Linked DNA regions of Homo sapiens: region 2 is linked to region 1. A link is an interaction called in ENCODE POLR2A ChIA-PET data of the cell type or tissue named here. Cell type or tissue: Caco-2. All regions are shown on one strand. Links, peaks and the distances in the headings refer to the core of each region. The heading gives the core; the rest is flanking DNA. Region 1 overlaps PITPNA (phosphatidylinositol transfer protein alpha). Region 2 overlaps MYO1C (myosin IC).

Region 1 (2,908 bases), core at 275-2,774:
CCCTGGAGAGGCTACAAGGCAGAGACTCAAGACCTCACCCCTGGGGCTTTTGGGAACTACTACTCACATTCTCCTGCGTGCCAAGATCTGGTTTGTGCCAGGTTTCAATTTTAATCAGAAAGTCTTCTTTCATGTACTCATTCTGGAAGAAGGAAAAAAAATACATGAAAGTCACTAGGTTCACAGTTGAGAGTAACCATCTCCCATTACTGGAGATGGGCATTACTGGATCATGGGCAGCTAGGAGATTCCAGCCTCTGCCTTGTAATAACAGTTAACTTGACTGGGAGCCCACGACACACTAGGCATGTATTATCCCATTCAATCCTCACCCCAGCCTGAGAGCTCTGTAGAATCACCCTCATTTTACAGATGAGGTTCAAAGAGGTTAGGTGACTTAACCAAAGTCACAGAGATCGGGCCAGGCATGGTGGCTCACGCCTGTCATCTCAGCACTTTGGGAGGCCGAGGCGGGCGGATCACTTGAGGTCACAAGATCGAGACCAGTCTGGCCAACAGTGGTGAAACCCGTCTCTACTAAAAATACAAAAATTATCCAGGCATGGTGGCGGGTGCCTGTAATCCCAGCTACTCGGGAGGCTGAGGCAGGAGAATCGCCTGAACCCAGGAGGCAGAAGCTGCAGGGAGCCGAGATTGCACCACTGCACTCCAGTCTAGGAAACAACAGCAAGACTCCGTTTCGAAAAAAAAAAAAAAGTCACAGAGATCACGACAGAGTTGGGTCTCAAAACAGTTTCGTCTGACTTCAGAATCCATGCATTTAGCCACTCTGGGTAGTAAGCAGTGTGGAAAGAGCACAGAAGACTTCCTAACCCATCGAAGATACTCACCATGGCCCCTTTCCCTCCAACTAGCCTGTGGCTAAGGCCTTAAGTTTTCTTCTCAGTAACTGAACCCTTCAAGCTAATTATTGCCTCCCTCCCTCCCTTCCTGCTTCTTAAAAATTGGAACTTCTCAAAGGAGGAACACATTCACCCATTAACGCCTCAGCAGGAACCAGTTTCCCAGAGACAGCCAGTGTTTACCGGCAGGGACAAGGCACTCAGATGAGTGTGCTGAATGGTGGGCGGGTGGGCAATGACAGAGGGGACGGCTGTGGAAGAGAAACCCCGCTGACTTCACGACTTTGCCAAGGATCAGTGCTCAGTGGACTCAACAGATGCACAGATGGGGAAGGGATGTCGGTCAGGTCAGTTGAATGGAGCTCTCTCTACAACCTTGAAAAGGTGTGACCTGGGGAGGCAGGGCCTCGAGCCACTGTGTCCATGTCAGACCCACAGCCAGGATGCACTTAATGGAGCCGCAGGCCAATGCAGCTTAAAGCAGGAGGTCATCATGCCAGTTAACAGGTTCCTTGTTAGTCCACTGACAGGACTGAGCCTCAGCAACTCCAAACATCAGCCAAGGGAAAGAACACCCAAGACCACCAGTGCAGTTACATTTTTCTCTCTCCTGTTCTTATACATCATCTACAGTTCCAACCCCCTTGACAATACTTACTGTAATAACTGCTCCGAGGCAAGGACATGGAAAGAAGAGAGAAAAAGATTAATGAAGATGAAGAAATATCTGCCCCCCACCCCCCACAAGGAGGACGAATGGCAGAGTGTACTTTACTCCCTGTGGCTTATTCCACGGTCACCTCCAAGCCCCAGTGAGTCAGAAATACCTTAACGCACCAACCCTCAAATTTCACTCAGACAAACATCCCAAAAAACCAAACAGGGAATTTAATTAAAGCGACGCCGCTATGGGCTTCTTGGGATTCTTTTCAGCAGGGCACTGACAGGGACCAGCTCTGATCAGCAGAGGTGCCGCAACTCATCACTCTGGCATCAGAGCGTTCTCCGGCGCCTCCCACCCCTACCCCAGCCTCTACCTCCCGGGGCACAGAGCAGGGTGCTTTGGCCATGCACTGTATCTGCCTCCTGCACCCTTCCTCTCGCTGTAATCAAACCTCCCAGGCTCTGCACTCCTGCTCATTGTAATGGGAACCCCTTAGAAAGCATGGTTCAATTATTTATCAGAGAAAATGACTGCACCTCTCATGTCACTGGGGAACAGACTAGCTCTGCTCCTGAGACCGCCCGGTTCATTCTGTACCCTCTGAATTTAGGACCTATGTCCACTTCTGCTGGCTGCCCCACTGCCATGTTTGTAGAGTGTGTGGGGTAACAAACTCCAGAACTGAAGTTAAGGTGACCCCGGAGCACAAAATGAGGCAAAGTTGAAATATAAAGAGTAAGAGCTATCACGCACAGAAATAACCCAAAAGACTGTCAGTAATTCCCCCATACCCAACGAAAGACACTTAGAAGGAAGCACCAGATTAAGATTACAACTGAAAGGCCTACACTGAAGTAACTGCCCTGTTAGCAGCTTCAAGAAAACCACGTTAGAATAAGAAAAGGAAATCATGGGTATAGTATCTCGTCAGCAGAAATTCTCCTGTGCCGTGGTGGGCCCCGGAGGCCCAGCCCCCGCATGTGGCATCTCTGGCAGCGCCATCCCTGGAGTGGGGGCAGCAGTGCCAGGATGGCCTGGTCTGATGACACCAGCCACTAAACTTCTCCAACTAAGCACCTTTTTTGAATCTATCTCCTCTAAGAAAGTCTCTCCTAGTTCGGCCTCTCCGAGACGTGCTCATCAATGGACCCAAGAATCTGATCACTCAGCCAAGCGGACATTCTTTGCCACACATTGGCATTCTGATTATAATTTGGTTTCTCATGTAGAAGAATCCACAAGAAAAGAATGCCCTGATCATCGAATGGGAATGTCCCGTTTCGGTAGCAATTCTGCGTTTTAGTGTAACTTCATAGACTGGCGCTGGGGTTTTTACACATTCATCTTTGTGAGACCCCGAGAGACAGATCCACTCAGTTCT
Region 2 (2,908 bases), core at 324-2,823, 61 kb before region 1:
CACCCTGTGGGCAGGGCAGGGCATGAGGCCGGGTCACGGGGACTGGGAAAAGAGCCCACCTGCCCCTCTTCTCCCCTGCACTCCTGGGCTTTGGCAGCCAGACCTGGATGCCAATTCCAGCCCTGCCACTAGCTGCGTCGGCTCAGGCACGCCACCCACGCTGGACTCAGTTACTTCATCTAGGAAATGGGGAGATTCAACTCCAACGACCTGGCTGCTCCACCTGGATGCCTGACAGGTATCGCAAATTCAACAGGCCTGAAGCTCAACACCGGACCTTCTCCCTCTTCAAACAAGCTCCTGTTAGTGTCTGCCCTCCTTGGTCAGTGGTGACTACATCCTTCTCGTTGTTCAAGCCAAGGACTTGGCAGTCCTCCTGGAAGCCTGTGTTTCTCCAAACCCTACATCCAATCAGGCAGCTCATCCTGCTGCCTTAACCTTTAAAACATCCAGAATCCAATCACTGCTCGCCACTTCCACTGCACCACACTGGTCTGAGCCAATGTCACCTGTCACCTACATGATGACATCAGCCCCCTAACCGTTTTCCCTGCTTAGCCTGGTTCCCCTCCCATCTATTCGTCTACTCCCAATCTCCCAGTGAAGCAGCTAAAGTCATTTTTTTATTTTTTATTTTTGGAGACAGGGTCTTGCTTTCACCCAGGCTGGAGTGCAGTAGTGCAATCACAGTTCACTGCACCCTCGAACTCCCGGGTTCAAGCAATTCTCCTGCCTCAGCCTCCTGAGTAGCTGGGACAACAGGCACACACCACCGTGCCTGGCTAATTTTTGTATTTTCAGTAGAGGCAGGGTTTCACCATGTTGGCCAGGCTGGTCTTGAACTCCCGACCTCACGTGATCCACCTGCCCCAACCTCCCAAAGTGCTCAGATTACAGGCATGAGCCACCTCACCCAGCCCGATGACTCCCCTTCTACTCAGAGTTAAAAAAAAAAAAAAAAAGTTCTTGCAACAACCCAAAAGGGCCTGCACCGTTTGGCCTCTCTCTGTTCGCGGGCCCCTGCTCTCTTCTCTGGCCGCTGTGGCCTCCGTGCTGTCCTGGAACACTTCCAGCACCCTCGTATCTCAGGCCTTTGTCCTGGCTGTTCCGTTCCCGCTGCCTGGACAGGCACCTGCACAGCCTGCTCCTATCTCCATCAAGCCATTATTTTCTATTTTTTTTAGAGACAGGGTCTCACTCCGTAGCCCAAGCTGGAGTACAGTGGCATGATCATAGCTTAGGGTAACCTTGGACTCCTGGCCTCAAGTGATCCTCCTGCCTCAGCCTCCAGAGGAGCTGGGACAACAGACATGTGCCACCCTACCCAGCTGTCAAGCCTTTATTAAAATGCCACTTTCTCAGTGAGGCCTACCCTAATACGACCGCACCTGCCCCCCACTCCTTACTGCATTTTATTTTCTGCCACGGCCTCAATTTCCCTGTTTATTGTTTATCACCCTGGAAGGCAGGATTTTTGTTTGCTTTGTTTGACTGCTGGAATTGCAGCACCTGGAATAGTCCCTGGTACCCAGTAGGTGCTTCACACGTGTAGAGCCTACTGAATGGGAATCCTCACGACACACACATCCATGGTACCTTGAAGTCAAACTGCACATCCATGTACTTCCCGAACCTGCTGGAGTTATCGTTCCGGAGGGTCTTGGCATTTCCAAAGGCCTAGGAGTGGACAGGGGTATGAGGGACACCTGGCACTCTCCCCCTGCCCTCCCCACCCCGCCTTGTAGCTACTGCTGCCCCTCCCCTCCCGCACTGGGCTTCTCTCCCTGCCCCTCCCCTCCCCTCCCGCACTGGGCTTCTCTCCCTGCCCTCCCCTCCCCTCCTGCACTGGGCTTCTCTCCCTGCCCCTCCCCTCCCCTCCCACACTAGCCTTCTCTCCCTGCCCTCCCCTCCCACACTGGGCTTCTCTCCCTGCCCCTCCCCTCCCGCACTGGCACTGGGCTTCTCTCCCTGCCCCTCACCTCCAGCACCGGGTTGCTCTGTAGCAGCCGGTCCCGCACGGCACCTCCGCGCTCGGGGGCTGGGCAGGTCTCTGCATAGAACTGCAGCAGCCTCTTGGTGGCCTCGGTCTTGCCTGCCCCGCTCTCCCCAGAGATCATCACAGCCTGGTCCCGACGCTCCGTGCGCAGTGCTCGGTACACAGTGTCCGCCACGGCAAACCTGGGGCGGAGGCTCGTCAGGGAGTTTGGGGAGGGGGGCCAAGCAGAGCCCCACGAGAGTCCCGCTCCCACATCTGGGTGGAGTCCTCTTGTGGGAGTCGAATACACCCTTGAGGATGGGGACTGGGGGTCCCTCACAGGTGTGGGCCATGGGAGATCCGTCATAGCTGAGAATGGGCGTCACCGCCAGCGGGAGGACTGAGAGGCTCTCACAGGTGGGAGGCTGGAGGTCACTTAGGTGGAGGCTGGAGTCACTCACGGGTAGGGCTGGGGGGGGTCTTTGCAGGTGGGGTTCAGAGGTCACTAAGATTGGGGGGCCACTCCCAGTTGGGGAATAAGTCATGGGTGTGAGTCGGGGTAGGGACTGAGTCCCACCCACATGGAGCTGAGTTGCGACATTCATCTCTGGTCACTGGGGGGCAAGAGACTGTGGGATTCCTCACAGATGTGGCGCGGGACGCCAGGATCATTTCAGAGTAAGGTAAGGGTTGGGCGGGGTCACCTCAGATGGAGACAGAGGGGTCGCTCCCGGAGGGGCTGGGGTCACTCACAGGTGAGGGGGCACTTCATAGAAGCTGACGCCACGGTAACGCTCCATATGCTGCCGGCTGTAGATCTGCAGGTCCCGGTAGGGATTGACAGAGACCAGGACGGGGCCAATGTAGGTCTGGGATCGGGGGAAGAGGGTCCAAAGTTTATCCCGGGCCAGGTGCGATGGCTCATGCCTGTAA

What was found. ChIA-PET counts read pairs that join two places held together with the same protein. Peaks named below come from ENCODE experiments on the same cell type or tissue, not always from the same donor. Only the 100,000 strongest peaks of a DNase experiment are listed, where the experiment ranks them.
Region 2: POLR2A ChIA-PET joins it to region 1 with 5 read pairs; 3 of 35 experiments call an interaction of 5 or more read pairs at or near these places.

Annotation. Positions count from the first base shown.
Region 1 is chr17:1,541,499-1,544,406 of GRCh38, forward strand. PITPNA (phosphatidylinositol transfer protein alpha) reads right to left here. Exons shown (of 12, transcript NM_006224.4): 5 at 1,522-1,529; 6 at 68-142. Among named protein-coding and RNA genes, the nearest start is that of PITPNA, 20 kb to the right of the region's middle. RefSeq lists an enhancer at 686-1,446. In Caco-2, for the core only: no CTCF peak of the experiment used is centred there; no DNase peak of the experiment used is centred there.
Region 2 is chr17:1,480,882-1,483,789 of GRCh38, forward strand. MYO1C (myosin IC) reads right to left here. Exons shown (of 32, transcript NM_001080779.2): 3 at 2,729-2,844; 4 at 1,980-2,178; 5 at 1,597-1,677; 6 at 1-4. Among named protein-coding and RNA genes, the nearest start is that of MYO1C, 10 kb to the right of the region's middle. In Caco-2, for the core only: no CTCF peak of the experiment used is centred there; DNase peaks (open chromatin) are centred at 1,856, 2,235 and 2,784.